Regions from separate parts of the Mus musculus genome. Here region 2 is linked to region 1. A link is a loop called in an ENCODE intact Hi-C map of the cell type or tissue named here. Cell type or tissue: left cerebral cortex. All regions are shown on one strand. Each heading gives the region's core, and the rest is flanking DNA. Links, peaks and the distances in the headings are about the cores only. Region 1 holds the start of Gm25703 (a small nuclear RNA gene). Region 2 has its middle 39 kb from the start of Il1b.

What was found. Peaks named below come from ENCODE experiments on the same cell type or tissue, not always from the same donor. Only the 100,000 strongest peaks of a DNase experiment are listed, where the experiment ranks them.
Region 2: it touches region 1 in a loop (2.5-fold over the local background); 4 of 42 quality-filtered maps call a loop at or near these places.

The regions. Positions count from the first base shown.
Region 1 is chr2:129,314,041-129,330,500 of GRCm38, reverse strand. Gm25703 (a small nuclear RNA gene) reads left to right here and starts at 15,022; the gene lies at 15,022-15,172. In left cerebral cortex, for the core only: no CTCF peak of the experiment used is centred there; DNase peaks (open chromatin) are centred at 8,069, 10,149 and 12,891; H3K27ac peaks cover 2,597 bases.
Region 2 is chr2:129,401,655-129,418,114 of GRCm38, reverse strand. No RefSeq gene overlaps it. Among named protein-coding and RNA genes, the nearest start is that of Il1b, 39 kb to the right of the region's middle. In left cerebral cortex, for the core only: CTCF peaks have their summits at 9,455 (motif pointing right) and 11,372 (motif pointing right); DNase peaks (open chromatin) are centred at 6,243, 6,958, 8,559, 9,415 and 1 more place; H3K27ac peaks cover 3,874 bases.

The DNA.
Region 1 (16,460 bases), core at 5,368-13,367:
TTCTACCTACTCCACATTTTCAGGGATCTTTGTCCTTCATTTTCAAATATCAGGAATGAAAAGGTTCAGTAAGGAGAAGTTGGTACTCTCTACCTGAGCCTGGCTCCCAAACACCCCAGGCGAGTCTCTCCACAGCCTGGCTCATTGGCCACTGAACCTCTACTGTGCCTTTTTCCATGATGGAAAAAATACTTTGTGCCCAGCCATAAAAACGTTCTCTCTGGACTTGAGACTTCCCTGTAGCCGAGTCCCTCCAGACTCAGGCTCAGCAGTTTATCTCTGCCTCCCTTCCCGCCTCTCCCTGGCCAGGAAGGCTTGTCCAACTGGCACAAGAGATATCACCACTGGTCTGCATCCTTAATTGAGTTGCCCAGTTTCTTTTATCCTTACAAAGTATTGCCTTCGTCCTTGAGCTGGCACAGTCCCTTCTTAAGACATTTCCATGGCGGCTGCGACAGTTGGGGAGCAGGAGGGGGGGAGTGTGAGAACAGAGAGGGAGGGAAGGAGAAGGGAGGAAGGAAGTGGGGAATGGGCTGGGTGCTACTTGTTAATCATAACCAGGTGAAGGATAAAACATCACCTGTTCTTTTTTTCTCCCATAATTGTACTTTCAGACCTAAGGGAACCTTAATCTTTTCCAGAACCTTCTGTTGAACACTTATTGCAAGTTTCAGAATGATGGTGTGAATACGCCTTCTTACAGCTAATGCTGCTCCTTTTCCTAAACCCCATTAGAAGAACATTAACGGGTTCTGTTGTGCTTCACACTGCTTTCTTCTTAAAACATTAACCCACAAGGATGCTGAGAACAGAGGAGAAAACTGCGAGAACAGGGAGCAGGGAGTGGGAACCTGAATTCTTTAGGTCCACCAGGCAGTTCTTCAGTTCACCGACTTCACACTAACAACAGCAACCCAGGAGTTCCCAGCTTCACACAGGAGTTCTGCAAGCAAGCAAACAAACAAATAAATAGAAGTTGTTTTTGAGGGGCAGTAAGATGTGTTTGCTGTCAAGGATTATGTCCTGAGCTTGATTCTCCATTACCCACATGATGGAAAGATAGAAATGACGATTTTTAAACTCAAACCTATTTAATGTGGGGGCCAGTGAGGTTGCCAAGCACAAGTGTTTGAGTCCCAGGACCCAACTGGTAGAAGGAAAAGAAATCAGCTCTGTAAATTGTCTTCTTCTAACTTCCACATGTATAACTGACACACAATAAAGAAATAAAGTAGTAAAAAAATGAACAACAAATATACATGAACTGGTTTGGACAATGGAAAGCAGCTGGACACGTGGAGGCTGGACCTACGTGGGCAGGAGAAAGGAAAAGAGCCAGTCAGAACCCTGCACCTTTGGGAATGAGTTGGTCAATAAGTAAGACTGTTTGTAAGATGATTAAGAACAATAGAGTCTTACACACACACAAAACAGTGATTCATGTAGGATTCCATTCATATAAACTATAGAAAACATGAAGTAATCTATGGGGACAAAAACAGATCTGGGTTTGTTTGGAATGAAGGGGAAAGGGGGACAGACTACAGAGAGGCTTAAGAGGAACTGGTATGTCCTCAGCCGTGGAGACAATTTGATAGGCATATATCAAGACACACAAACAGAATAATTTAGCTAGGAGCAGTTTGTCAGCTGTCACTTTTACTTGACAAAGCTGTCATTGAAGAGCTGTTAAAGCAGAGACGCGGGGCTAGTCAAGGTGCTAAGAACAAATGACCATTGAGCACATAGCCTTAAATGGGTCAGTCTTGTCAATCACTCCATGTCCCACAAAACATTAGAGAAGAGGACAGAAGGAACATAAGAGGCAGAGGCTGGGAATAAGAACCCTGAAATGCTGTCTTTGGACAGGACAAGGTGCCGTTCTCGTGATCCCATAGCAGCTGTGATTTCTTGCATATGATCTGTATGTAGACTGAGTCTATAAGCATTCAGCCACAGATATGGCAGGGGCTCATGAGGCCCAGCCCTTCGCAGGAGAGCTATTGACTATCCAGAACTGTGAGGAAGAGGAAGTCATTGTCTTCAATGATGTGGCCACTGTTGAGTAACTCATGCCTCCTGCCATAGTTCCACACCCATGCCCACACAGGCAGCCCTGGTTAACTCCAGTGGATCACAAACCAAAACCATGTAAGACATGAAAGTGTGGTGGGAGTGGGGGGAGGAGGGGCTTGTGAGATTGGGGGAGCATAAGAGACGATGGGGGGGGATGTGTATGATCAGAACCTATTAGACATGGATATGAAAATGCCAAAGAATAAGTTAATACAAGAAAGCTATAGTTTAAAATGCTGACATGGTGTGGAACTAAGGGCTGCAGAAATAGCTTGAGTAGGTAAGAATGATTGCTGTGAAGGTAACTGGACCTGAGTTCAAATCCCCAGTAGCCATATAAAAAGCTAGGCATGGGAAAATATGGCCCACAACTGGGAGTCAGAAACAAGTAGGTCCTAGGAACTCTCTGGTCAACCAGCCTAGTTGAAACAGAAAGCTTTAGGTTCTGTGACCTAAAAAAAATAATGGAGGAAGGTACCTGATGCCTTCCCTGGACTTCATAAGCATATGTGTGGGGATACACACACGTGCACACATACGTGCACACATACATATACACATAAAATGCAGGCTGCTAGTTGGTTCTGTGATTTTAGAAAACAATAATAATAATTTTACATATAGTAGAAAAATAAAAATGAAATAATCAGGAAAAGGTGAATGATTAGGTTCCCAGAATAGCTCTTAGCAAACTACCAGGAATCGGATTCTGTAAAAACTGGAAAATGAAGTGGCTTTGTACTGGAGGATGCCAGGTAAGATAAAAAGAGAGTCTTGTAAACAAGACAGTTCCTGAAGGCAGAAAGTCTTCTGTGAAGAATCCCAGCTTCCCCCACACCTAATGCAGGCTAGTCTCTGTCCCCATAAGACCATATATTTGATTTGTGATTCCCAGGTAGTGGAACTGTTTGAAAGGATTAAGAGATGTGGCAGTAGTTGAGTAGGCGTGTCCCTAGTGTCAGGCTTTGAGGTTCTGAAAGACTCGCATCATTTCCAGTGTCTCCTTCTCTCTGCCTTGCGCTTATGGATTGATATGAGCTCTCAGTGACTGCTCCAGCTCCATGCCTGCCTGCTGCCATGCTCCCTGCATGATGGTCAGAAACTCACTCTCTGAAACTGTAAGCCCTGAATAAACTCTTGCCTCTATGAGTTTTCCTGGTCATAGTGTCTTATCACAGAAATAGAAAAGTAACTAAGACAGAAGGCCTTTCTCCTCTATGCAGGAAAGCAAAAGAGGCTATGCTCGGAATCAAGCCAAAACTATTATTAAGGCCCCTTCACCCAATCACCCTGATGAGATACAAACCAGTGATCTCCGCAGCCCAAAAGCCTCACCATTTACTCAGATGTTCCAATCCACACAAGAAACACCCATTCTAAAAACGTAAGATTATTTAAAAACCTGCAGATTTCTCACGAGAAGGACAACAAATAAACCAGCTCATAACAGCAGAGAGAGGAACAAAAGATCATTGGAAGAGAAAAGATGAAAAACAAACAAAAGCTGATGTGCATCAGATACAACCGAGGTATCACACTTTTGTAGTTCTCGACGATCAGAGGGCTGAGACAGGAAGGGCATTTGAGTTTCGGGAGATGAAGACTAAGCCTTAGCAACCACAGAAAGACCCTATCTCCATCTTTTAAGTTTAAAAATATTATGAATATATACTAAGTAGGTAAGTATCTCCGTATGTAATGCAATACATTGTGCTAAAAAGACAGTGAAACTGTGGAACAGTAATAAAATACTATGATGTCCAGCAGGTGGGATAGTCAAGCAATAAAATATATTAAAATGTCAGAGAAATGAGAGCAATAGAAGAGCTGAGAGATGGTGGTTAACCACCTAGAAAGTAAAGAAAAAGGTAAAGACTTGAAAACTAGACTAGATAAGAGGATTAGAGATAGGACTGTAGTGTATGGCTCAGTCGGTAAAGTATTTGCCTTGCAAGCACAAGGACCTGGGTTCAATCCCCAGAGTTCACATAAAAATGCCAGGCAAGTTGGCCCATGTTTGTGATCCCAGCACGGAAGAGGAGAGAGGATTCCTGGGACTCACTAGTCAGCTAGACTAATTGATAATAACAAAGCTAATAAATAAATATAATAACAAAGCTAATAAATAATAAACCTTGTCTCAAAGGAGGTGGAGAGCGTTCCTGAGGATAACACCCAAAGTTGTTCTCTGCACTATACATGTACACACTCACACACACATGCACACACTCACACACACATGCACACACTCACACACATGCATACACTCACACACATGCACGCACACACACACACATATGAGCATGCATACTCACAATGCATGCATAATTTTTAAGGTAAGAAAAAAACAATAAGAAATAATCAATAGTTTTTAAAACTTAAAGAACACAGGTTTTCAAATTCAATAGCCTATTAAATACCTCACAGAATGAATGAAAATGTACCTACATCATAAAATTTCAGAATAGTGAGAATAAGAAGACAATAGTCACATGACATTGCAGACAGAAAGAATAGTCAGATAAAAAAACCTAGACATTTGAATGGAGTCCAACTTCCTCATAATGGTATTGGAAGCTAGAACAAAATGGAGCAATGCTTGCCAAGTTTGGAAGCAGAACCAACTTTAACCTAGAATTCTATACCCAGATGTACTATCAAGCAAATGTCAGAATGAAGATATTGCCACCCCGGAAAATTCCTAAAGATATTTCTACTACTCACACACCTTCTCCCAAGTGGGAAACAAAATCCAAGACAGGAGAGAAGTGAGGGGAATTGATGCTATAGCGACGAAAAGAAAAAGCTGGGAACAGCACCAAATGACCACAGTCCAAATTGATGCAGACTGCAGAGCTCTAGGGATGCCCCTGTGAGGTAGAAACAAGCTGCCTAACATATCTGAATCTACAGGCAGATTTAAATACCTACTGGCAAGTTTGCAATACAATTAATGGTGCCCCTGGAGGAATCCTCTGTGAAGATAATCAAGTTTAAATTTTAGGATCTTTTATTTCCATGTATTTGGTTAGAAGATCCTTTATAATTATATATCTCTCCTCTCCTCTGTCTCTGTCTCTGTCTCTATCTATCTATCTCTCTCTGTTTCTCTCTCTGTGTGTCTCTCTTCCTCTCTGCCTCTTTGTCTATCTAACTCTCTCTGTCTCTGTCTTTCTCTCCCTTTGTATATGTCTGTGTGCACGTCTGTGCGTGTGCGTGTGCGCGCGCGCGCGCGTGTGTGTGTGTGTGTGTGTGTGTGTGTGTGTGTGTGTGTGTGTGTTACTGGAAATTGAACTAGAGCCCTACTTATGTTAGACAAGCATGCTGCCAAGGAGCTACAGCCTCAGCTTGTTCGTTCATTTGCTGAAACAGGATGTCACTAGGCTGGCCAGGCAGCCCTTGAATAAGCAAACCTACTGCCTCAGCCTCCAGAGTAGCTGGATTACAGGCTTACAACAGGCCCAGCATGTATTTCTTCTCTTAACCAGGCCTTGCCAACAGAAATTATACACCACCCTACTGATATATAGGAAACTAAGAAAATGAGAAAGAGAAGACAGTTTCTAAGGAAAGACAGAATGCGTAAGTGGCCAGCAAGAGTGCTTAATAGACTAAGTATATCTGGTCTGAGTATATTTGTGTATCGTAATAACAGCACCAATTCTTGATCTAGAAAATTTAAAGTGTAACCACATTATGAAGATTAGCAGATGAGAAAGGTGCGTGTATACACCAGTTGGAGACTGGAGCAGAACAAACAACTTAAGTTTCTCTGGGCAGAGACACGCTCTTGCCTTATTTCCTTCCCCTCCCTCCTCTGGCTCTTCCCTTCTCCAACCTTAGAAATGGAAAGTCTTCAGATTGTGAGGTTTACATGTGCAGGTGACCAACTGATCCACCCGACTTCCTTCTGCATAAGAGGTAGGAATTCCCACTGAAGCCTGTCACTGACCAAAGATCCAATACGCCCAGGCACATCCTGTGACCTGAAGGGGTACTATGGCACAGACAGGCATCTGGGAAACCTGCCCTGGCGTGAGCTGACTTGCATGCTGGGTGTGCACAGCTGGTGAAGGAGGGGCCCCTAAACAAACAGCTTTATTGAGTAGTCATCTCTGCTCTGCTGCAGACATACACAAAGAGAAAAAGAAACACAGAGACAGATAGAGAGACAGAGAGACAGAAACAGAGACAAAGAGACAGAAACAGAGAGAAACAGAGAAAAACACAGAGGGAGTCAGAGAGGAGAGAGATGTAATTATAAAGGATCTTCTAACCAAATACATGGGAATAAAACTTAAGCTTCCTAAACCATAGGAAATCACAGAGAAAGGTGTGTAAAGAAGGGATTTGACCAAAGACTATGAGGCGAACATGTGCGTGAGTTCTGGGAATACAAGGCTGCAAAGGCCTAGCTCTCCCTCCCGAATGATACAGAGGACACTGAGGGACCACCACAGGTCCTCAGGTTTATAAGACAGTCATGGTGTGTGGATGAGGGCAGTCAGGAAGACTGGAGTCATTGTTATCAATGAGTATCCTTGATTACCACAAACACAGGCGACCCAGGAGTAAGCACTTGTTTGTTTATCCTTAGATATATTCTCTTAGCAGCTTTATTTACAATAATTAATATAAAACATGCAAATTTAGAGACCACAGAGTTGGCTCAATTGTGTAAAAAGCACCTATTGACAAGTCTGAAGGCCTGAGTTTGACCCCCTGACCTCATGTGATAGAAGGCATGCATGAGTGCAAGCGCACAGCTACGCGCATGCACACACACTCATGCACATGCTCTCTCTCTCTCTCTCTCTTTCTCTCTCTCTCTCACACACACACACACACACACACAACTTTTTTTTAAGTCCTTGATCATAAAAAAAACAGCGTTGCCATGCAGTGGTGGCACACACCTTTAATCCCAGCACTCAGGAGGCAGAGGCAGGCAGATTTCTGAGTTTGAAGCCAGCCTGGTCTACAGAGTGAGTTCCAGGACAGCCAGGGCTACACAGAGAAACCCTGTCTTGAAAAAACAAAAACAAACAAACAAAACAAAAAACAAAGACAAAAAACAAAAAAATAGCATTAAATATATCAAGTCTTTTTAAAAACCTACAAATTTAAAATGCACAGTTCACTAAATTGACAGACGGACATACAGTGAAACTAAGTAACAGGACCAAGATGCTGAGCACATCCCTTATCCTCCTGCCCCATGGTGGACCCCCATCTCTGCTCTATCCTCACTCCCTTTACTAAGTATCGGAGCCTGCTATCCCCATGGACTTGTTCATACTTTCTAGAGTTTGATATAAGTGGAGCACATAGTATGCACTCTCTTCCTGCCTGCCATCTTGCACCATCAATCTGAGGCACATACTGTCCCACGTGTTCATTCCTTATGTTTTGGTTTGGTTTTGGTTTTGGTTTGATTTTTATTTTGGTTTTCAAGGGGGTTTTTTTGTGTGTAGCCTTGGCTGTCCAGAAATAGCTCTGTAGACCAGGCTGGTCTTGAACTCACAGATATTGGCCAACCTCTGCCTCTTGAGTGCTGGGATTAAAGGCATGTCCCATAATTCATTCCTTTTTGTTGTTGAATAGTAGTGCTACATTATATGGCTTAGCCATTGTTATCCAGGCATTTGTTAAAGACTTTGAGTTATTTCCATTTTTAGCAATGATGAAACATATTGCTATGAACATCCCTTTTAAAATGTTTGCATAAAGATATACTTCCCTTTCTCTCAGGTAAATAAAGACCTAGGGATGGAAGGGTGAAGGAGCTTCATGTTAGATATATGTTAGCTTTTTAAAAACCTATGACTTGCTTCCCAACCAAAGGCATATAAAATCTCAGTCTTTGTAATTTTTAGTCCACTGAAAACTGTGTGATTCTAGATTCCTAGAGCCTTGAATTACATTTATATCCTCTTTAGCATTCAAAACTCTGTCAAGCTTAGAGGAAACACTCAGAGGACTGGGCTCTGTCCCAGCAAGTGGAACTTGTCACAGTTCCACCAGGCTAACTTGTGCACAGCCAACACAGAGCAAGGTGTGATTCAGAGACAGAGCAAAAGATTGATTCAGGTGGAGTGCACCTCCAGTTTTAGCTCTCACCTTGTAAAATATTACCTAACTGCCCATAGCCAACTCACTTATCTTCCCAGGGGCTCGGTTTCCTGTCCAGATAATGGAAACTGTGGGACTGTTAATTGGCCAGGTATGTAGATTAGAGATATTTCTACAAGAACAGCAAGTTTCAAAGTACTTTAAGGTTACATGAGATAGAAAACTTAAATATTATCAAATCTTTTTTTATTTTCACCAAGAAATGCACACTTTGTATTATTGTTTACAACTATCTTACAAAGAAGATGAAGCTAACCCTATTCCAGATGACAGAAACTCTCTTCTGTCCTCTTCCAAAAGTTCTTCTTTCTAGAATGAGAAATGAGACAACTAGTTTCCATTAGGGCCACACATGTGAGTTCTGCCCCAACCAAAACTTCTTTGGGAAGGGGTGGTTAAATAGCTGGATTTTTTTTTTTTTGGACACAGGAGCAGGGTCTTGCTACAGAACACAGGCTAGCCTCAAAGCTAGACACTCTCCTGCCTCAGCCTTTCAGGTGCTGTAATTTCAGGCACATACCACAATACCCAATATGCATTATAGTTTTGCAATAATCTCACTTATCCTTGAATCAATGAATAACAATAATTATACATCCAGGTCTTGCTTCAAGAGATAACTTGGTTAAGAATATCAAGAAAGAACAGTATAGCACAATGTGAAAGTCAACTCTGTTCCATGAAAGTGTGACTGAAACCCAATACTTGACAAGAGGAGAGACCACCCCCACCCCATCCCATTTCATAAGGGCCTTAGCAAACTGAACCTGCCCTAAGGAAAGCATCACTTCCATGAGGATCAAGCAGAAAGGTTCTGGGAGGGCCAGTTAGAAGAGACTCTGGGAGGTATAAAGAAACACCATAGGATTCTAAGGGCTCCCTAGAGGTACCAAGCCTTCTGTCCATCTGTAAGGAAACACCTAAGATAAATAGATGGGAGTTAAGGACCCACAGATATTGATTGTACCAGAAGGAAGAGCATTCTTGTGTCAGAGCTGTACAGTTTCTCAATGGGCTGTAAGGTGTTTCCCGGCCTTTTAGGCAACCCCATGTTCACAGGAATAGAATAAAGATGACTTACTCTTCAGAGGAGGTTGGATTAGAGAAACCACTCCAAATTTCCAAAAAGAACCAACCATAGGAGCTTCCCTAGTTTAATTTCTATTGGTGTGATAAAATAACCTGACAAGAGGCACCTTGGAAGAAAGGGTATATTTGGCTTAACAAAATTCAGGTTTACAGTCCCTCATTGCAGATAAGTAAAGTTAGGGACTTCAACCCACTGGTCACATTGCCCACAGTTAAGAACATAGAGAAATCAATGCACACATGTTCACTTACTTGCTTGCTTGTGCCCAGTTCCATCTTTCCACTCTTACAAGATTCAGAATCCCCTGGCTAGGGAATGGTGCCACCCCCAGTGGGATGGGTCTTCCCACATCAATTAACTTAATTAAGACAGTCACCCCCAGGCCAGCCTGATGGAGACAGTCTCTCACCTCTCTTCCCAGGTGATCCTAGATGTGTCTGGTTGACAACTAATACTAACTACCAAATGTACATACTAGCAATTTTCTTAAATCTTTATTTAAAAAAAAATTGAATGTAGATTGAGTAGTACCAAATTTTATAGGCGAATTATAGGAGCAAGATCTTTTCTCAAAACACCAGCCAGCCAGTCAGCTAATCAAGGACAATAACAATCTTTTTTAGTTTTGGTGATGAACTCCTATGTGAGGCTCTATGGTTCCTGTGTCTGTAGGGTTTTTAGCATTTGAACTTTCAATTGTGAACAATGAGGAATTCTAGGAATTAAGCAAAGATATAAATGTAACATGAGAGATTCTGAGAGTGACAAACATGACAGATGAGCACCAGAAGTGACTCATCCTCCAGGAGTATGGTGAGGAAAGAGTGGGTGAAGGAAATCGGTGATCAGTCTGATGGTGGCGGCCAGGGGATGGAAGGAATGGACAGGCAGAAGGAAGTGAGGACTGACTCGAGGTCGCCTGGGGGTGCAGGAGAGTAGAAGGGGATTCTGTGATGACTGGAGTCTGGACTAGAAAAATGGAGAAGTCTAGAAGAAACGGATGATCTCTCTGGGCAATTTGAGTCACTGTGTAGGGTAAGCTTCATGAATACAGAAGCATTACCCAGATTTCCCCACCATCTAGTTCTGCTTTGCCTTCAGCCCGTGGGAATTTCTAGAGAACTGAACTAGCGGGTCTTGCAGTATGGAAAGAAAGAATTCGAAGAAACAAAATAGAAAGAGGGGAAGTGACATTCACATCCCTCTAAGGAGGGAAATAGAAACTTCTGACTCCCTGGTCCCTGATTTCCTCAAAGGCTGTCTAAGAGACAGCAGGCTACGTTTCAATGCCAAACTTATAGAATTTCAAGTCATGCCTAAATCCCAAATAAATGAAAGACTTAAACATAAAACACTCAATTATAAACCATCAAGAGCTATGAAAGGCCAATTTTTATGTAATTCTGGGGATGAATTCTTTCTGATCAATTTCTAAAAGTAGAATCCAGAGTTGAGAGGTCTTTCCACCAAGGATTTTGGTACCCTATGGCAAGCTGCCTGCCCCCTGTGCCTCCCTCCAGCTCTGTCCTTATACCACATTGCTTCTTACTCCCACCACTTCTTCTCTGGCTAGCTCTGAGTTTTTCTAACACACATGATCTTCCAGCTTCAGGGTGCTGCATGGGCTGTTCATGTTAGCTGGGATGTAACTTTCCCTATATCTCTTCCTTCCCTACCTAGACATTATGCTGATTATTTAGGGTGGGAGTTCAGAGGATCAAGGTCTCCCCACACATATCTTCATAGCACCCTAGGCTTTCCCATCCTTAATGATCACCTGCTATAGACTAAAAAAGGGGTTTTGCCAACTCACCCAAAATTCACGTGTTGGGTCCAAATTCCAAATGTACTGATGTTGGGAGATGAGGCACTGGGTAGAAATGATCTCTGTTGAGGGCACTACCTGGTAACCTTACAAAGAAAATCTCCTAGAGAGTTCCTTTGCCCCTTCCATCACATGAGGCTTCAAGAAAAGTGTGATCTATGAACCAGAAAATGGATTCTCACCAGAACTATCCAGCAGCACCTTTCTCTGAGAAAATAGAATTTCCGTGGTTTATAAGTCATCAAGTTCATGGTGCTTTGCTATAGCGTGCTAACAGACTAGGACAACACCATATTTATGGCGAGAAGGTGTGACTTCTCTGCTGACAGAGACACTCATGAGGTTAAAAACCTTGTCTGTCCTACACTTAGCCCTTGGCTCTCACTATGTTCCCAAGTCAAAGACCCTATCTTCTATGAATGAGTGTGTACATCCATGAATGGATGCAGAGATAACTGTTAGTAATTACCTCAGCCTGTTCTGTACACTGTAGACAAGTAGACTCCTTTTGTAGCCCGATGATATTGATTGTGATGGGTTTTTGTCTAGCCACATTTGACATTCCTTACTTTCAGAACACCATGCTTTCCATCCTGTTTCAGGGAGGGACCTGGACAATGAGTAAAGAAGTCTGAGTTCCATGGGTAGAAGAAAAATAGATTCCAAGGAAAGAATAAACTGAACCAGGGAATAAGGCTGGCAAAATGTGACATCTATCATGGAAGGAAAGCGACCAACGCTAACTTGAACATTTACAAACACTGTCTAGTGTGATGCTTCCAGAACCCCAGGAGGAATTACTAGAGCAGTTTTGCAAGTGAAGCAACCCAAGCTCTGAAGAATGAGCTACTTACCCATTACCTCACAGTAGAAGACACAAATGCATGCATTATGCCTTTGCTCATCCTGTTTCCTCAGCCTGGAATAGCCATTCTCCGCTATGCAAATCTAAGTTCCCAAGCTAATGGCAGCTTAAGGTAGCCTCCCTGTAGGCTTCCCTGAGCTCCCTCCTATTTCCTGTACTCCCCACCCTCCCATACCTAACTTCTGTCTTTGTTCCAGTCCACCTATCCTTACATTCGTTCATCTTCCATTGTTCCTAGGTCTTAAAAAAACTTAAAAACAGTGGGGTTCTTTGCTGATGCTCTCCCCACAGCCTCCCTCCAGTACTTCATTGTTTTCTGAGCCATGAAGCAAGCCAGCTACCAAGCTGACTCATGCAGCTTTGCACGGCGCTCCTGAGAAACACCTGCCCTGGGCTCACACTGCTCCACACGGGAGTCCAAGCTCTGTGGCTCCCCTTTTAAAAGAGCCACAGTACTTTTGAGCAACTCTGTGTAGGATGAAATATACCCTAGGAAAGAAAGCAAAAAGAAGAAAGTTAGATATTCTTCTTCCCTTGGATATTTGTTTTCTTATTAAAACACTTCAAAACTTGCCCAGATTCTCAGTCTCAGAAACATACATTTCTTTTCCTCTTAGGGGTTATAAAGGGGCCCTGAAGGTCTTTCATCTACACCAGACTTTCTTGAAAGCAAGACTAAGGAATCAATCATCCTTTCACAGTCATGGTATAAAAGTCAACTCCTTCTAATGTGTCAGTAAACAGGCATATGCTAGGAAAGGATTTATCTCTGTTTAGTTTAGGAGCCAAAATATCAAGTTTGCCATTGAAATCATGAAGGAAAAAAACAGGGAGGACGTGGCACTCATCTGTGACTCATCATACGTGACACAACAAATGATTTACAAGAGAACGGTAAGGAGTGGGTCTAGAAAGGATACCATGTGACCAGACACATGGTTCTGGAGCACAGGGAGCCGTAGCAAAACAGGATGGTGTTCAGGATCCTCATGCAGACTGTGATGAGCAGCCAGAGCTGGACTATTCCAGGTAGCTATCCAGTCTAATCGCCCACCTCATAAATAAGAGGAGCTCTGAGAAGTGTGAGGATCGTTTAAGACTGGACAGTGGCCAAGATCAAAGTCAGATGAAGATCTGCCTGTCTGGCCACACTGTATGCCACACCTGTTGATCCTAACCTGCATAGTAGCTGCTTCAGTTGGAAACCCATCATCTTCAACCAATCGTTCACATTAAAAAGCAGGAAGGAGCTGATTGTGTTGGTGCACACTGGTAGGATTTGCTGAGGGAGGTAGAGCCAGGAAGATCACAAGTTCGAGGCCAGCCTAGCTACACATCTTACAGGGCAGTGATGGCACACCCCTTTAATCCCAGCACTAGAGAGGCAAAAGCAGTCAAATCTCTCAGTTTGAGGCCAGCCTGGTCTACAAAACAAGCCTTGACAGTCAAGGCTACACAGAGAGGAACTGCCTTGAGCAAACAAACCAAAGAAGAAGAAAGAAGCGGAGGAGGAAGAGGAGGAGGAAGAGGAGGAAGAAGAAAACGACGACGATGAAGAACTGAAGGAGAACCACACAATGGACATAGGACTGCTGGTCTGCATTAAAATTCAGCCTCCCATCGTGTTAGATTCTTGTATATCTTTTTATTTAAAATACCTTGAGGTTTGGAGAAATGGTTCTATGGTTAAAGTACTTGTCACTCAAGCATAAAAATGAGAGTTTGATCCCCCAGAATACGGTAGCGCATAGCCTTAATCTCTGCTTCCGACTGCAAGATGAGAGGAACCACTGGAAGCTCACGGGCCAGTCAGCCTGAAGAACACGGTGACAGAACAAGAAAAGAGACCCTATCTCAAGCTGGGTGAGAGGAGAGGACTGACACCTGCTGTTGCCCTTTGGTCTTTTACAGTTCTGCAGCATTCACACATATATGCATACATATGCACATGTGCACGTGAACACAAACACACACACACACACAGGAATACACTATACACACATAAAAACGTTTAAATACTTTGAAAAACTATAAAGTACTACATACATGTTAGGTATTATGACATATTAACTCAATGTTACTAACTTTACTATCATCCATTTTGCTCTCACAGCCAACTTATCTTTATCTGAAATCCAAATCTGCCCCCCACCACCATGAGCATCTAATTAGGGTGTTAGCTTGTTTTACTGGAAATTTCTTCTCCCAGAGGGCAGAGAGCATTATGAGTAGAATGCTGATGAAGACACAGACAGAATTGATTGTGTTAGAGAGGAATTTTGAGAGAATGTATGTCATCCTGGTCTGTGGTAAAGAAGGGAAGGAGACTCACACATAGCCTTAGTCAGAACAGGTCTGGTTTTACCACAGAAATGAACTGAAATCTCGGTGATTTGCCAAAACTTAAGATGCATTTCCCATGGCCACCAAGTCTAAGGCAGGTACTCTAGCCTCAGGCCTTTACCACGGCAGCATCTTGGTCACATGACCTCTGAGGTTACTGCATCAAGGGAAGTTGAGTGTGATGAACTAGTTGGCCCTGGTTGCATCAACAGAACTCAATCAACTTCCTGTTCACAGGCTGTTGGCCAGAGCACGCCATGTGTCCTCAGTTTAACTGCGAAGGAGGCCAGGAAGACAGACATCCATCAGGAAATCCCACACATGAGCAGATGGATGATAGTACGCAGCTAGCTACCTACCACACAATGATTCCAGGAATGCAGACATCAAAAGATTTCAGAGTATTCCAATTATCTCAACAAGAATTTGCATAGGTCTTAAGGACAGAAAAGCTAATAGAAATTACTTTAAAAATAAATAGTTGCAGTAATTAGCTCTAGTTATTAAATTTCTCATGGGCTTTATTTTAGTTTTTTATGTATTTCTCCAATACAGCCATATTTAATAATAAACATTTTAAGCATACTAATTTCTTTAACTGAGAAACAAGTTCAAACAAGAGGTAACCATGACTCCAATGAGAAAAAGACTCAAAAAGAAAGAAATTCTCTTTTAAGAAATGCATTTTTGATGCCTTAAACTTATGAGTAAGGAAAATAACGATTCGGGGTGACACCCGAGTCCTCACTGCTTATGTGAGACGAATTTTTGAGCAGGTATAGGTTGCAGTCTGAGGCGACCCGCCTACTTTGTGGGATGCCTGGGTAACTCGATCTGCCCGACACCCCCCCCCCCAAAAAAAGAAATGCACTTTTGACCAGAAGATCACAATTACCCCAGAAGAAGAAAAGTAAGTAAGAGACAGGTCCAGACACCAGGGTTGCCACACAGGAAGCCCGCTGATGACTTTGGAAGGGCATTCAGAAAAGAAGGCAAGGAAGAGGCAAAGACTCCATTACTCAGCATCTCAAGAGGTGAGAGAAAGGGAATTCAGAAACAGAAAGCATCCATAAGGGAAGGAGTGAGCTAAAGCAGAGAGAAGACGTCACAGCTAGCCAGCCCCGCAGTGATGCAATGACTGAACTCCATCTGTGTGTGTTCCTCCTGATGCTCACGTTTGAATCTCCTGTCGTCTCTGCTCCTGGGCTCCTGGAACATCTTAGTCAAACACACTTGAGTTTAGGTAGAAAGACTGCTTTTGATACAGTTAGAGCTACGTTGTCATCTCTCTGTGTGCTGGTTTGCAACCTAGAATAGTTCTCAGACTCAAAGCTGTCACCATCAAAGAGACAAAGCTAGTTGGGGATACAGCTCAGTGGTAGAGGCTTAATTAGGACCTCCTGGTTCCATCTCTAGCAGCACGAAAACAAAAGTGTAAAACTGATTAAGTTATGAATAGGCAGAGCTTGAATATCTTCGAAGTAACCCTCCAGAAAAGACTTCCCGGGGGCTATAAGAGGCCCTGTTGGTCTGGCTCCTGCACTCCTTCCAGTCCTCCATTCTCAGCTTACCAGCCCATCTCCCTCCACCAGTGGCTCTGAGCTCTTAGCCTTCAGGCTTTGATATACTTGACCCTCATAACATCTGCTTGGTCCTGAATGTTCCCTTTTCTCTCCACACTTGTCTCCCAGTCCAAGATCAACAAGTGCCTCTGTTTCATACCTTTATTATGTAGATAATTCAAAGTGTAATTATCTGCCTGGGGTCAGGGGTCAGCACTGGCTTCATTGTCAGCTTTCAGGAGATCAGAGACCACAGCTGGTGTTGCTCACTTGATGTAAATGACAGAAAGAAAAAAAAAAGTTCAGAAGCATCATAGATTGCCTTCATTCTTTGTAAAATCTGTGTGTGTGTGTGTGTGTGTGTGAGAGAGAGAGAGAGAGAGAGAGAGAGAGAGAGAGAGAGAGGCAGGCTACATTAAGACACAGAGACAGCTTTGTGGTTGAGTATAGTCTGAAGTCTGAACCCCATTTCCGCAACCTGCTAACCTTGCAACCTCAGGCTGGTTACTTAATTTTGCTAGAACTCTACTTCCTCTTCTGCAATGTGTGATGGGATGACCTACCTCT
Region 2 (16,460 bases), core at 5,651-13,650, 87 kb before region 1:
CTTCCTCCCTCCTCTTATCCCTTGCTCCTGTGGGAAAATGAAAACACTCAGATGCTGACACGGCTTTTCTGAGAGTAGTGTCTTGTCGGGTCCAATCTTCCAAGTGCTGCTGCTGACTGTAACAGGTTCTCAGACCTTAGTAGGCCCCAGACCTTAAAACAACTGATCCCATGATGGAAATGCCATTCAGGCTGTAAAACTCAGCATGTAGACAGCACCACCTGCCAAAACGAAAACAAAGTCCTAATCCATCAAATGCCATTGGAAGCTTTTCAGGTTCTGTAGTTCTGCTTCAGGCTAACTGCTCTTGTTAAATGAAGTATGTCAGCCCAGGACATGGTTTTTGTGATTAAAAGCTCACCCTGAGAAAAGCTTGGTGCTACACTGGGGTCTCAAACACCCAGTATAGTCACAGGCTGGCTAATAAAGACTTTCTATCGGTTTAAACTCATGTCTGAGCAGTCTCCTCTGGTGAATGCCCCTCAACATTGACCCTTTGACATAAAAGTCCCTCTTCTTATGGAAAGACAGCAACATTAATTGACAAGCTACACGTCATTTTAAACCTCATTTTAAATTTTAAGCCATATTTCTATGTTGGAATTTGACTTAGTAATTAACAAATAATGAAACATAAAGGTTTTCAATGGATTTTATACACAGAAAGAAAAATGGAGAAATTATAGTCTTTCTCTAGAGAATGCTATAATTTTGGCCAGATGGCAGTGGCACACCTTTAATCTCAGCACTCAGATGGCAAAGGCAGGAGGATTTGAGTTCAAGGCCAGTTTGATGTACAGAGTGAGTTCCAGGATAGCCAGGGGTACACAGAAAAGAGGAACCCGAACTCAAAATGAGGGGGGGGGAGAAGAAGAAGAAAGAAGAAGAAGAAGAAGAAGAAGAAGAAGAAGAAGAAGAAGAAGAAGAAGAAGAAGAAGAAGAAGAAGAAGACTGTAATTTCAATAAGAGAGACACGAATGACAATAGCCAGCATGTCTGCTTTAGCATTTTACCATTAGATTGTTTTCTCTGCTAGCTGACCCTGACTTGTAGATCACTGAGAAGTTCGTATTAATTTTAAGACTCTCCCTTTTCTTTTTCATTAAAATGTTTATAATCTTGCAAGTAAAAATGGATTAAAAAAAAAGAAAAATATTCCCATTGGGAAGGATTGAGGAAAGAGAAGAAAGGACGAGAAGGAAGATGGACTCTTAGTTCAATGCTATGGGGAAAATCTCCTTTTCAGTCTGTAATGAACAAGCTGCTGCTGACTTTTGAATAGAGAGTTCATCTCAAAGGTGAGCTGAGTTGATTATAAATTCAACCGAGTTCTATGTAAAGTCCTCTCTGGGCTTCACGAGCAAGACCAATAGTTGCTACATTTATTATACCATGTTCACTGCTCATTGGAAATCACTGCACTTGGTTATTTACTAACAACTTAAGAAGACATCTATTGGATCCTCCGAGCAATTTCCTAATCAAATGACATAGAATCCGTTAAATGAGGTTCCTTTCTTATCATCATGCATGCTGCTAAGAACCGAGGTAGCATAAGCAAAGCAGACAACTAAGACAAAGTGTTTGAGTTTATTTTCTGTTGCTATAGCAGAATACCTGAAACTGAGTCATTTGTCACATAAAATCATTTATTTAAGTTCATGGTTCTAGAAGCAGAAAAGTACAAGCATGAGTGGCTACATATATCAAGAAAGAGCTTCCTGCTGTGATATAACATAGTGAAGTGCTTCACAGAGCTTAGCAGTAGCATGTCTCTGAGAGGAAGAGATGAGGATGGTTCAGGTCTAGCCTGTCTTCACAGGAACTGATCCAGTCACTGGAGAAGGATGTATGTCTCCTGACATGCTCAATTTCTAGTGCCACCGTCTTGGGTATCCAACCTGTTCAACCCTCCACCTCTCCTGTGTGTGTGTGTGTGTGTGTGTGTGTGTGTGTGTGTGTGTGTAGAACATCCAGACCACAGCAGAGAGACCCTGGGTTTGAATTCATTTCATTTTTAGCTGTTAGTGCAGCACAGACTGAGAACAAAGCTGACGTGTCTGCATCCTACTACAGAGACACTTGCTCCTTGCGAAGTCTACAGCCTACAACAAAGGAACGTGCTTCACAAATCATTTCAAAACATTTTTTTCATATTCAGTAGGAATATTGTCTTTGTGGGCTTTCTAAATCACGAGATAGCCAGTGAGATATTGAAAGCGCATGGCAGCATAGCCAAAAAGAACCTAAAAGCAGGGCTGGAGAGATGGCTCAGTGGTTAAGAGCACTGACTGCTCTGCCAGAGGTCCTGAGTTCAAATCCCAGCAACCGCATGGTGGCTCACAACCATCTATAATGGGATCTGATGCCCTCTTCTGGTGTGTCTGAAGACAGTGACAATGCACTCATACATAAAATAAATAAATAAATAAATCTTTAAAAAAAAACTAACAGCTTCTCTCCTCGCATCTCCACATCTCCATCTCCATCTCCCCATCTCATCTACCTCTTCCACACTGAAGCAAATGGCAAAATGGTCATTTACATCCAACCACATTGTCAATCAATCAAATATATTCCGAATACCTGAGAGCAAGGTGAGCAAAGATGCTATGTCCCATGCAGTGGAATATATGTGCTATGGCATGGCTAGATTGAAAAAAGTATACATTATTCTTAGAGAGAGAAGCCAGATATATTAGGCTATATACAAGGAAGTTCTCTGTGATACTCAGAAAAAGCTAAATTAATTTCCTCCCAGGGGCAACCAGCCCAGAGCTTGCCTGGGCAGGGAAAACAGACTCATGGCAAAGCAAAGCAGACAACTTTGGGAGGAGGCAGAACTGTCCTGGGTCATTCACGGAGAGTGAGTTACAATGCAATTACCTCTTTATCAAAAACAATCAAATCATGTGTCTAATTTGGGTATGTTTGTTGTATGCAAATTGTGCTTCAAAAACATTTTTAAAAATCACAGCAGACAAAAATCAAACTGTTTTAAGATTTCATCTTATAGCGGGAACGGAGGCAAAGTAGCAGCCAGGTTACTTGCTCCAGGTCACAGAGAGGAAATGGCACGTACTGATGTGGAACATTTTTCTTCAACATCTACCTTCCCAGCTCCCCAGGGCTAAGGCTCTACCACTTCCTATGGCCAGCATGGAATCCGGAGAGTTTATGTGAATCCCAGCCCTGCTGCAGGATCTAACAATTGGCCTGACTTTCCTTCCAGGTAGAATGACATTGAGGATCAGAGAATATGGGACCTAACACTTCTCTATCACTCTTAGCAGAGGCTGATGCTGTTGCTATGGTTATCACCATGGCCACCGGCTCTGCTATGGTTTGCTCTGCTGCTGCTATTGTTTGAAAACCACTTAAAATAAATACTAGTTCCTTAAAACCACTGACAAGCATAGCATGGTAGTACCCACTGTGTGCTAGCTCAAGGCACCTGCACACAGTTCTCAGGCCAGCGGTAGCTACAGGCCAGTGATAAGGTATGAGCTGAGCAATCAGAAAGGGCCTCATTCTATGAAGGAAATGAAGAGACATGAAGAAGGGAAGCAGGCATGTGATCTTTGAGAAGTTGATGGTGGAGGGTTTTGAGGGGTGGCTGGGCGTCATAGCCCTGCCTTGGCCACTCTCACTGTCCCTAGGCAGTCAGGCTCCCTTGCCCTTGCTGCTGCTCTCTGAGGAGAGGCACACTTCTTAGCACCAAGTCTGGTGAGGACTTTCCAGCCCTGCTCTGTCTTCTGTTTCCTGTACCTAGGTCCTGAACGTATCTGGTCAGAGCCTTCTGAAAGGAAGTCCAGTAGAGCTGTCACTTTCTCCCAACTTCAACTGTCTTCTAAGAAGCTGACTATGAGAAGAGCTGCAGACTCTCTTTCCCACACCTAACCACCTAGGCTCAGAGAGAGAGAGAGAGAGAGAGAGAGAGAGAGAGAGAGAGAGGAACTAGCCCTTAGCCACCCAACCCAGAGGTCAGGGAACTCACAACAGGCTGCAGTTGTATGCTTGTTCTGTGGAGGGTGAGGGTATCCTCCACAGTCAGCACCCTCAATAGGGAAGATAAGAGACCTCGGACCCCCAAATCCTATCCTGATCACCTCACTAGCCACAGTGGGCAACACACCACAGGTGCTCAATAAACTCTGGCGGACTGAGCCCAAGCAGAGAGGACCGTGCAGCCCAACAGACCAGGGATAAGGCAGACCACTCGTCTAGATAGGGAGGCCCAAAATCATTCAGAAGTTCCAGTCAGCTTGCCGCTGACGGCAGGAGAAAGTTACTGAGACATCTACAGGGTTCTGGAGGTCACATTTCATCATAGCACCTTGTACTCCAGCAGTTCCTCCTTATCTACTGACGGGAAAAGCTTCCTTTTCCTCCTAGTGGTGTGGTGAGAGCCACCAGCTGCAATACCTCTCTGCACTTTCCTCTCTGGCCTGGGCCCAGCAGCCAGGTGCAGGGGACCAGACAGCTACTCATCTGCTGACTCATCCCAGTTCACGTGGGAAACCTGAGGCCATCTGGCTTTCTTTCCCCTAAGCATCAGCTTCCTCAGCTCCTCTACCCCTTCGTGTCAGACTCACCTTGACACAGCTTGCCACGAGCCCAGACCCACGTTACCTGAAAATGTGCCTCTTGACATTTTTTTTTCAATCAATACTTTTGCATTGCTCTTCTGTATTTCTCTTTAGGGAACCCCCAAATGAAGACAAGTTTCACCTAGGAAATGGTGAACATAAAACATAAGACCACAGGCATCAGGGTGTAGCTCAGAGCTTACTGTGCATGCAAAAGACTCAGGTCAGTCTCTAGCACTGGAATTTGGACTAAAGATATGACTGCGATCTAGCACTTCTTGCTAAAATGCCTAGCTGGAGCTGGGGAGATGACTTGGCCGGTAGGTACTTGTCACCGAACCTATGACCTGACCTTCCAAGTCCCCCAGGACTCACAATGTAGAAGGGAAGAACAGAGTCCCGCAAGTTCTTCTGAATGTCACATGTGTGCTCTGCCATGCCTGCACATGCACACATTGTACATACATTATACATACACAACACAAAGTAAATAAAATGTAACTTCAAAATACTTTTAGATGATTTATTTTTATCTAATATGTCTGAGTGTTTCCCTGCGTGTATGCATGTGCATCACATCCATGCCTGGTGCCTGCAGAGGTCAGAAAGAAGGTGTCAGATCTCTTGGAAATAGAATTATGGATGGTTGTGAGCTACCATGTAGGTGCTGAAAATTGAACCCGGATCCTCTGTAAGAGCAACAAATACTCTTGACTGGTCTAAAAAAGTTACTTAGGATAAAGTTATACAATGGGCAAAACTATGTTAAGTGTGTGTGTGTGTGTGTGTGTGTGTGTGTGTGTGTGTACTTGGAACAGTGTGGTTCTCACATGTCTATAATCTAGCACTTGGGAGGGTGAGGCAGGAAGATCTGAGCTTGAGTCCAGCTCAGGATAGATAGCAAGACCCCAAAATAATAAATCCAAATAGTGGAGTTGGGAATGATTTCCTTCCAGTATGTTTTTCCTCTTCTCCAAAAGAGGCCTAGGTGATTACCAGAGCCTCAGAGTCCTGCCACTGCTGAGCAGAAATCGAATATTAGCTAGGAAGTCAGGCAGGAATGGCAGAAAGGAAAGCCAGAGTCTTGGTAATAACCATCAGGAACCAGGACTCAGAGGAAGCCAGGAGAAACAACTGCATGGCCCAGAAAGCTGAATGAATGAACACATCATGCTTAGGTGTCCTTGCCAGGGGACCTAAGCCAGAGGACCTGCAGGCAACTCCAACCTCCACCTACCAGAGGGCAGAGGTGCTCTGATCGTTTACTGTGGCCACTCAGATCTAGAGGGAGCAGCCAAAAAACATTTATCTATTTAGTACCTGCCAAACCAGATGCCGGTCCAGTGAGGAGCCAGCCCACAGTGCCTCTAGCTCTGAGCTTGCCAGAGAAGGGAAGAGCTGGTAATGAACATTTTAGGCAGGGAATGGGGCAAAGGAGGAGGGGAATAGGAGAATGGAGAAGCCAGCATGCTCTCAACTTGTCTTGCTGGGCATCAGTGCTGAATGGGTTGGATGAGAGAGGAGCTGAGGAGCCTGTGCCTGGCAGTGGACACAGACACCTTGCATTCCCTTGAGATCAGGAGCTGTTGGGCTGCTCAGGAATGCTGCAGGATTTCCTCTTATCATATATGGCAGTGTCAGAGACATAAATCCAGCCGGAGAGGAGCTGAGCCAGGAAAGTTTTCAGGAGGCTGAGCCATGAGCCAAGGTAAGTGAAGAACACCTGTACCCTGAGGCGTGGGCAGGGCTTAGAGAGATGTAGGTGGCTTCTTGGCGTGCCCCACCTATGTTAGCAGGCCAAGTGATGGGTTTTGTTGTGGCATTTCATACATATGTGTCATTCTCCTTAGTTCTTATTGACCCCCACCCCCCACCGAGTGCTCTTAAAGGGGCAGAATAAAAACAGTGGTACAGCCCGTTCCTTCCATGTGGACAGGAATAAGCCATTGCCATTCAAACAAAATAGTAAGGAAAACAAAACAAGACATGGGCAGGCTTGAGACCGACCTCTGGGGCGGGAGAAGGTGTCACAGAGACTGCTACACTGGCAATGACCATTTAAGAACAAAGGTAATTTCAGCATTCACACTGCCCTGGCCAAGCTTTACTTAGACATGATTAAGTACCGTAGGTTCACTGGGCTCTGATATTTTTTTAATCAAACTACTGAACTGAAAAATTGAAACCAAATTAAAGCTTACAAGAAGGCCAACTCCAAGACCAGGTCATCCTGTCCATGTGTGCATACTGAAGTGTCCCTGGCTGCCCTCCTGGGAGAAGGTGTGCAGAGTCTCTTCGAGGACTCTCTGTTGAACCACAAGAGCAGCACTGCTTGGCTTCATATGTTGCTGGGGCTTTGTGAGGTGTTGTTCTAATCATGGCTCAGGAGCTATGCAAGCTGAATTCAAATAAAAACCAACACTCACAAGAATGCAAATCAGAGCAGAAAAGGAACTCCTTAAAGGTCGAGAAATATCACCCTGTGAAAGGAGAGGATGCTGAACTGAAGGCAGTGGAATCTTTTCTCTTCTATGCTCCAGTTTCCAAATCTTTTCAATAGTCTTAAATCACTTCTAAAACAAAGGAATGGGGCCAGTGGGATGGCTCAGCGGGTAAAGGTGCTTGCTGCCAAGACCTGGGTTTAATCCTCAGGACCCACAGAGTAGATGGAGAAAAGCAGTAACTGTAGGTTGTTCTATGACCTACACACACACACACACACACACACACACACACACACACACACACACACACATAGATGCAAGAAAACAATTTAATTTATATTTAAAGTTATGGGACAAGTGAACATACTTAAGAGAAATCGGTTTGGTAGAGAAAGGGAAACACATTTTCCTATATGTGGCACTTCCATGCATTTGTGTTAACGAAGGAGCCAGTCATGGTATAAGCAAAACGCACAGTTGTTGCAAAATCAAAGAAAACCCAGTTCTCCACACCCCTAGATGTCCTAAGCCAGTGTCACAACAGTTATGTGGTTATCGTGTGTCACAAATTAAAGTGACACAGTAAGACAAGACAAAACAAAACAAAAAATCTACCCGATGAACTAATAGCGGCCACCAGCACACCAGACTGGCTCATTGACTCTGGCACAGGAAAAGATGCTCAATAGTCACTGTAGGGCAGTGGCTACAGCCGGTAGGATGCCTCTAAGGATCCATCAAAATTAACTAAAGCAAAGGCACTTGAAAAGATGTGGGGCCACTGAAACTCTCAGTCAGTGCTGGTGAGAAGTTCAAAATGGCCAGGCCACTCAAGAGAACAAGCGTGCAGTGAACAGCTGACACAGCAAGTCTATTCCTAGCCAAGAAAAATGAAGATGTAAGTAGACATTAAAACTTATATATGACTATTTGCAGCATCTAGATTGACGTGAAATTGCCACCAGTGGTCGAATGTATATCCAATGTTGTATATATTCGTACAACAGTTAAACACTAGAAAGAAATGAAAACATTAACAAACCTAGATAATTATAATGAACAAGGGAAGCCCGACACCAAAGACAACACAACACACAATTCCATCTAAAGACGTTATAGAAAGGCCCAGTTAAACTGTGGTGACAAAAAAGTGAATCATGTCTGCAATGGGGTTAGGGTAGAGGGTGACTTGATTGGAGTGTTGGTTTAAGGAGTTGGACATTTATTGAAAATGAGGAGGTTGTACGTACCCTCCATTGGATATTTTGTTACATGTAAGTTATACCTCAATAAGACAGTGGGGGTATTTTTTGTTGATTTGGTTTGGGTTGGGTTCTTTGAAACAGGGTTTCACCTCAAGTCCAGTTTCCTTGGAACTCATGGTGTAGACAAGTTGGACTCAAACTCGCACCCTTGAGACTGGATCAGCATCAGACTAGACTCACCGGCATGAGTCAGCTTGTCTAGCTTAACATTGATTTTAAAAGAAAATATTATAGCTAAGTGTGACATCCATAGGACCCCTCATAAGTATATACATCAGTATTTATACATGTCAAAGAAAGGGTTTAGCTGGGGTATCAAGTTATGGTCCTTTTGGGGTCCAAGAGAGCTTTGGGGTAAGACGGGGATATAAAAACAGGGCTGGTTCTTTCCCTGCAGATTCTAAGGTCTTTGCATTTTAGAAAAAAAAAGTTGCTTAGATAAAAGAAGGCCAGGAAGCAACTGGAACTTCAATGATTAATGAGCGTGCCAGGGAAAGATGACATTCAAGTCCGTGGTTTTTAATTCTAGAAGTGGGGGCGGGGCGGGGCGGGGACGGTGGATCCACATCCCATGGGAACTGAAAAGAAAGATGCTCTTTGTTATCTGTTAGCCTTTCTAGCACAGAAAATGTGTCCAAACAAGGATATAAACTTCGACAAAAAATTAATCCTATAGTTCGTAAACAGAGAGTTGTTTGTAAATAGAGAATTGTGATCCTTCTAGTGCCAGCTCCTCAAGGACTGGGAGAGCTCTCGCCCCCTCCTCGGCCTCCTCTGTGGCTTCTGCACAGCAGGCTCCTTCAGACCAACCCAGTTTGCTACCCACCCAGCTCAGTTCTCTGGTCCCACCATACTTTTTAAGCATTATAGAATCCTACATCTTACTCCGTAAAATATGAATCATCCCAAGTTTTATATCAGCCATCTTTTTATAGCCACAGATAGGGCACATTTAAAAATATACGTTTCACTTTTAGTATACCGACTAGCACATACGGACGCTATTTGTGGATGCAATGCGTTGACATGGAGCTGGAGCACAAATAGCGCATTTTTCTTATAATATCTATTTCCCCCTATCTTTATTTAGTTCAGTTTTGCATTACGAAGTTCCTGGGCTGATGAACTCAGCTTGGTAAACTCGCTCGAACTGCGGGCGTCCTGCCACTAGGTGGCAGACGGGTTGAGTCGCGGCTCTGCTTATCTGCGGTGGAAGCAGGGGCCTCCTAGCTCTTGCTGCCTGCATCCCTGGGAAGGGAACTTTCCAAATGACCGCCCAGTAAACATGGCATCTGTTTGCTAACATCCGTAGAACGTGACTATCTAATGATAACCAAAAACGTGCTTCAGAGGAAAACCTTCATTGAAAACGTTAGATTTCCAGCCCAGGATTCTGAACGCAGGGACTTTTCAGCCAAGCGAAGGTTTATTAGCTTCAGGAAGCCTGGTTTTGCTCACCATTCTTAAACCAATCCAACCAAAGAAACACTAAACGCAGCTCATAACCCCTGTTTTGATATAAGATATTGACCTCTTTTGCCTCCAATGTGTTCCTCTCTGATGGTCAGAAGTCCATAGACCAGGTCTGGGGCAAAGTTGAGCAGTACTGACAGCGCAAGGAATTGGAGAATCTAACCAAGTCTTCCCACATGCATGCCCTCGCCTGCTCCCCACTGAGCGGACTCGTACCCACTTATTTTCTTTGGGCATTTTCTGTTTTTCCCTCTCCATCTCCGGCTCCCTAAAACTGCTCCAGATAAAAGTTGACTTGAGGACCCAAAAGGAGTGAAGTGACACTGTCCTAGTGAAAGGCACAAAGGTTCTCTCTCCTCCTCACTAAGTTTGTGGCCCGCGTCCTGATCCCTGTTCCATTTTTAGTCGACATCCTGATCCCTGACCCAGGCCTTCTGTTTCTCGATTAAAATCAAACTTTAGCAGGAATTCCGCGCAGTCAGGCTACTTTCTCGCCCTGACGTCTAACCACGTTCCTCACTCTGAGTCATCATCGCCCAGGTGACGTGCAGTGTCCTGCCCAGTCATCTGCAAAAATCCTGTTAGGTGAGTATACCAAGAACCTTCCTGCCTCCTGATATTTCCTGTCTATCCTGTGCCACCCTCTGCCACCCACCGTGCTCCCTGCTGTAGATTTTCTCCTGCCCCTGCTGTATCCAGAACCCAGCCCAGCTCTGCACTGCGTTCTCTTTCCCCATTGCAACAGTCCTAAAATGAATCTGTTTCTCCCGTTATAACAAGTAGCTCTGGCTGTCCTTCAATGTGGGGTCATTTTTACTTCCGGGGTAATTTTTCTCAGAGAACCGTTTATTTGTTGTGACATTTCCTGCCTTTAACCTACACTTTTCAGAGCTGTGCCTTTATGTTAGAGCCAAATAAGCCTTCCCAGGACTGGGAACAGGATGGTCAGGCAGGAGGGAAGACACTTGAAGAAGAAGGAATCCTAGAGGAGCCCTGGTACTTGCTGCCCCTCCTATTTCCGGCTGGGTTCTGGGACAGGAGCAAGACAAAATCCCAGAGGTATTTAGACATCTGTGGCTCCACTGGGAGCCAGGAAAGCTACAAGCTGTAGAGAGATAGAAATGATGGCACTCATAGCAAGAAAGTACTGAATTCTGTGCAAATACAGGCAACACGAGCTTTCTGTGGTCCAGAGATCAGAGGAAAATCTAAAACTTTCCTTTATTCTACATCTCACACAGAGGGGTCTACAGGCCTGGAAGCATGTTAGTATGGTGAGGACCCATGCTGTCTTTTAGTGGGAACCACAGAACTCAAGGCCCATGATCTGAGGTCATGCAGCCAGACATATATCAGCATTTTCCAGAGCCACCACAAACAATGCCTTTCCACATGATCCCTAATACAAAGCTGGTTTCTGCCACAGTACAAGAGGAGAACTTCACCTGAGATTAAATACATTATTTTATTTGGGAAGTTATACTTTGCTTTATTAAGACTTATTTTATTTCATTTACGTGTATGGTGCCAGTGTGAGGGGGTTGGGGAGTGGGTGGGAAAATATACATGTGGGTGCAGTACCCTCAGAAACCAGAGGAGGGCGTAAGATTCCCCTAGACCTGGAGTTAAAAGTAGTAAAGAGCTGCCTCCGTGATTCAGGTGTCTCCTGCTTCGTAGGCTGCACAAAGTACATGGGATGGGTCATCTCGGGGCAGAACCTGCCAAGCCTGAACAGGAAGAGCTCTGAGTTGCGGTTTAATACATGCACATCTCTGTGAGACAAACACCGCAATCCCCATTGTCTCTGACGCTATTTGGCTGATGGGAGATGAAACTCAAACTTTTGCGTCTGGCAATTCTACACCTAGCTAGCACGAGCTCTCTTTCATTATACCACACTTTGGGCGTACTGGGTGACTGCCTTAATTTTCAAAATGTCTAACTTCAATCGAAGTGACAATGTAGGCATAGCAACCATGTCCTCTAACTTCCTGTTGATTCGGCATTTGGCTCCCAGTCAACCCCTTAAATGTTGGCTATACCCTGCCACCCAGCAACCATCCCTCCAGAAATGCCTTTCCATTTCTTTATTTGTAGACCTGTACTGTTCAGAGTGGCAGCCATGGCCACATGTGGCTACTGAGAACTTGAAATGGGACTCACTGAAATATAAAGCCTAAAACACACACTACATCTTATGTACAAAGCACAACATAGGATGTAGACAATCTCACTGATAACTTTTATATGATTACATATTCGAATAATATTTCTGATATTTCAAATTAAACAAAATATATTAAAATTTATTTGACCTATTTCTTTTTATTATTAATTATTTTTTTCTTTCTTTTCTCCTTTTCTTTTTTCTTTTATGAGACAAACTCACATTATTGAGTCCTGGTGGACCTAGATCTCACTATATAGATCAAGTTGGCCACAAACTTGCATTGATCACCCTGTGCTGCCTCCTGAGCACAGGGGTAACCAGCAGGAGCCACCTCACTGAGCTATCTTCTAATTTTTAAAAAAATAGAAACTAGAAAATGCTAAGTTACAACCTGGGTTCACAGTTGCATTTTATAATCACATTTCTATCTGCCCTGTTCTATAAAATTAATTTGATTTCTATTTTTAATGTAATCCTATATTGATTCTTTTTCAAGGCTAGTGACTTCTCAGTTCCTAGCACCAGGTTGTGTTTTGTGTAATTCTTGCAACTGTTAGTGAAAGATGTCAAATCGGGACATGGAGCTTGTTTGTACAGGACAGCTAAAGGTGTTTGATTCAGGAGCAAATCCTCCCATTACTTTTTGTTCACAGTAACCAGAGAACCTATTTGACTTCTAAACCTATTTTATAACCCTACAAAGACGAGAGGATGATCAAATCTGTTGTTTTGTGGTGTTGTAAGGATAACATGAAATAATACACATGTCGTGGCTGGGTAGCTTCCTGGCCACACTAAAGTGTCAAATCCACACTGTCCGCCACCGTGTGGTTTACTTTAGATGGCGTGATTCAGGAAGACCCTTCCTGTGTGGAAATAACATGTCAGACATAAATGAAGTGAATGTTAGAAATGTCTGAATAGAATAGAGGGCATATAATATTTCAAAGAGGACTTGCCACAATTCAAAAGCAGCTGCTAGAGGCGATCTCGGAGTAACAGACGCTTCTTTTATTCCCTCGCTTGTGGATTGTTAAAGAAATAAAATGTTCCGGGGATCTCAGGATGACCTCATCCCAATTGCATAGCCTCCAACTTGGGTATAAAACCCCAAACAGCTTCTGGTAGGTGACTCAAAATGCCTTGTCCGGCTGTCTTGTTTCTTATTTATAAGTCAAGTACCTTATGATGCCTGCAGCCAAGGTGAGCCCAAGGGCATTTTCTTAATTACCCAACACACACTCAGCTCTGTGTCATGGGAATGCTGGGGCAGGACAGAACACCAGTCCTGTTCTCTCCAGAAATAAAAAGGCACACACTTGGCTTTCAGGAGGCCCATTCAAAGAATGTGGCTTGCCCTGATTTTTGGGAATCAAGGTCCTAACAACATTATGAACTAACCAGTACCCCTGAGCTCTTGACTCTAGCTGCATATGTATCAAAAGATGGCCTAGTCGGCCATCACTGGAAAGAGAGGCCCATTGGACACGCAGACTTTGTGTGCCCCGGTACAGGGGAACGCCAGGGCCAAAGGGGGGGAGTGGGTGGGTAGGGGAGTGGGGGTGGGTGGGTAAGGGGGACTTTTGGTATAGCATTGGAAATGTAAATGAGCTAAATACCTAATAAAAAATGGAAAAAAAAAAAAAAAGAGGGGGGAAAAAAAAGAAAGTGTATTACACTGGGAGAGCCATTCTGCCTTGCCTGAGCGGTGCTTAACACAAGACCCAGAGGCTCTGAGTGTGTGGGGATGACCCGTCCCAGGTAACTTGGAATGGAGTCTCTGGCAAGGTGAGTGCAAGCAGAAGAGCTGAGATGATACAACCATGAGTAGTCAGCCCAAGACTCTCGAAGTCTCAGCAGCATGGCCTCTCCACCCACACTCCTTGATTAACACTCCATTTGTTGGTATTCCTAGAGCCACCTTGACCTTCATTTTGAAACAGTTACCCTGGGTCTGAGTGGAGGGACCCCTATGTCCATGTACTGTAGACTCTGTCCATACCCATCTTATCTCCTTACATCTGACCCTGACTGATTCTATTCAGGGCCAGACTGATCACCGAGGGCACTCAGGCATCTCTGTCATTTCCATTCAGATCTGTTTTCTAGTGTTCTGAGAGGATAGTGGGCTTGCTGGTTTGTTTATCAGCTTGTTTTAAAACAGAAAAATACATCCAGCTATTTTCACGGAAGACTGTTATCTCCCTTGCAGTGACAGTTGTCCCCAAAGATCAGCAAGTGACATCTTTGGTGTCAATAGCATCTGTCATATGAGGAAGCCAGCTACAGGTTTTATCTGATCAAAAGATGCTATTTTCTGGTTGACAGAGAAAGTCTTAAGAGTGTATGGAGAGCTTGACCAGAGAGTACAATTGAGTTTTGAGTGAACACCATCTTAGGAAGGTTGAAACACCCAGAAGCCTCCATTGTGGGCCTCAGAAGAGCCTTCTGGCTCAGCGGAGGCACCCAGGGGCCTGCAGAGCTGTGGCTCTAGCTCAACCAGGGAGTTTGTCTTTCCTTGGCTCAGGGAGAATCTGGAGGAACTCCTCAATTTCTTTAGCCATCTCAAGGAAGGAACACATCTCTCCTTATCCCCTGATGACTGAGCCAGGTCTTCATGTGCGAGAACCACATGTAGACCTAGAGTTATGGTCCCAGGCCTGTGGCTCTGGAACACTGCCTTCATGGAGAGGTGTACCCCAAGAACACTGCACTTAAATAGTAAGGTACAATAAGGGACTTCCTCCGTGGAGGCCTGTGTCTGAGGAGAAAGGCTGTTCTGCCCTAGAAGACACAAGGAGGACCAAGAGGAAACAGATGAAAGATGCTGCCCTAGGCCTGTACAACACCTGGACAGATGAGCCAGGTCCTCTATTCATGCCTCTGACTGGCCATGCACTCTGAGATAGAGTCCGTCATCAGCACAATCACGTTTAGTCTCTACTTCCTGGATCTTTAGGACTCTAAGAGTTACTGAGTTGCCTCCAAGCTGTGCCTCCAGACATCCTTGTAACCACTTACAGAGTCTCACTGCAAAGTAGAGGTTCACACAGATTAGTCCACTTCCTCCCTACCACAGTCCGAGAGACATATTTTGACAAGGTTGGTGTATGGTTTGGCAACTAGACATGAGGAAACAATCTCCTGAAGTCACCAAGTGTCAACCACTAATCCCAGATTTCACCTCAGAGTTTTGTTCTTGTGTTCTGAATACTAAACAAAGCACACGTAGCCTTGACTTCTAGCTCACATCAGACGTTCAGACAGTACATGCCTCACCTCTTCAACCTCTGTTGATGGAATCAAATGGCTTTTTGCATTGATTCCTGCGGATTCCACGAGGTCACCAGTTCACTAGGGCACTGTGTGTCGTGGTGGAGAAGGCATGGCTGTGAACGGTGAGGCAGCTGGTCACACTGCATCTGTAGTCAGGAAGCAGAGCTGATCGGTTTGTATTTGAGCTCCCAAGACTGCTCCAATATAAATAAATTATAACATTTACCAAGCACTTACTACAAGCGAGGCCCTGTGTGGAATATCTTAGGTATTTTGGCACATTTACCCCTAACAATGTGTCCCACCAGATAAAGGTTTTTATCCTTAATTCACAGAGACTTACACAACTATGGAGTACCACTGTTGAAATATATCCATCCAGTTAAACCCCCTGTTTCCTTGCTGATATGATCAGAGCTGTCTATCATTTACTGAGAAACACACAATTTCATCTGTTGCCTACCCTATCCCACTATAATATTGCAGCCGTACCAAATTCACACACTCCAACATCAAATGACTAATTGCTCTTATCCTCAAAAACAGGCTAACAAAGCTGGTTACCCTGCCTGGTTTTCTGGTGGTGTTGAATAGTGCTATTTAGTGAGTCAACCCAGACATGTTACAAGTATCCTCAGCTGCCTCTATCTATGCAGCTTTTAGAATTGACCTCACTGGGAAGACTGGGAATGAAGAAACAACAAATGTGGGTATTACAAAGCTTCGTTCAATTGGGTGGGTTGTGTTTTCTGTTATGATCGCTGCAGCAGCCATCCAAAAACTCAGGACGTTTAGTATATACAGCAGGAATGGAGAGGAGGCAGGTCAGCTAATCATGGCAGTCAATAGGTATAGGAGAGCAGTCTCAGGATGGGGGAAGTCTGTCTTCGGTCATCTAGAAGGAGGAAGCTACAGATGACACTTGCCACATACACTGTCAGCATCCATACTTGGTCTACTGGGAGATCTTGCCATTCTTCTGAGCCTAACCCAGTGAAGGTCTTGCCATTTCCATGGGTCTAGGGTCCTTGACTTGGCCATGCTCACGTCAATAAAACACATTCACTCTGTGTTTGTTACCAGGCAGGGTAACACACTTAGAGATCATCTGCACCCCACACTCAGCTTTCCTTCCTGGACCCCTTATCCACATCCAGGTAGTTAACTGAATCCATTCTGATTCTACATAAAGCACAGCTCAGTTCCATCCTTCCGTGTTCTCCCCACCATTACGACAAGGCCT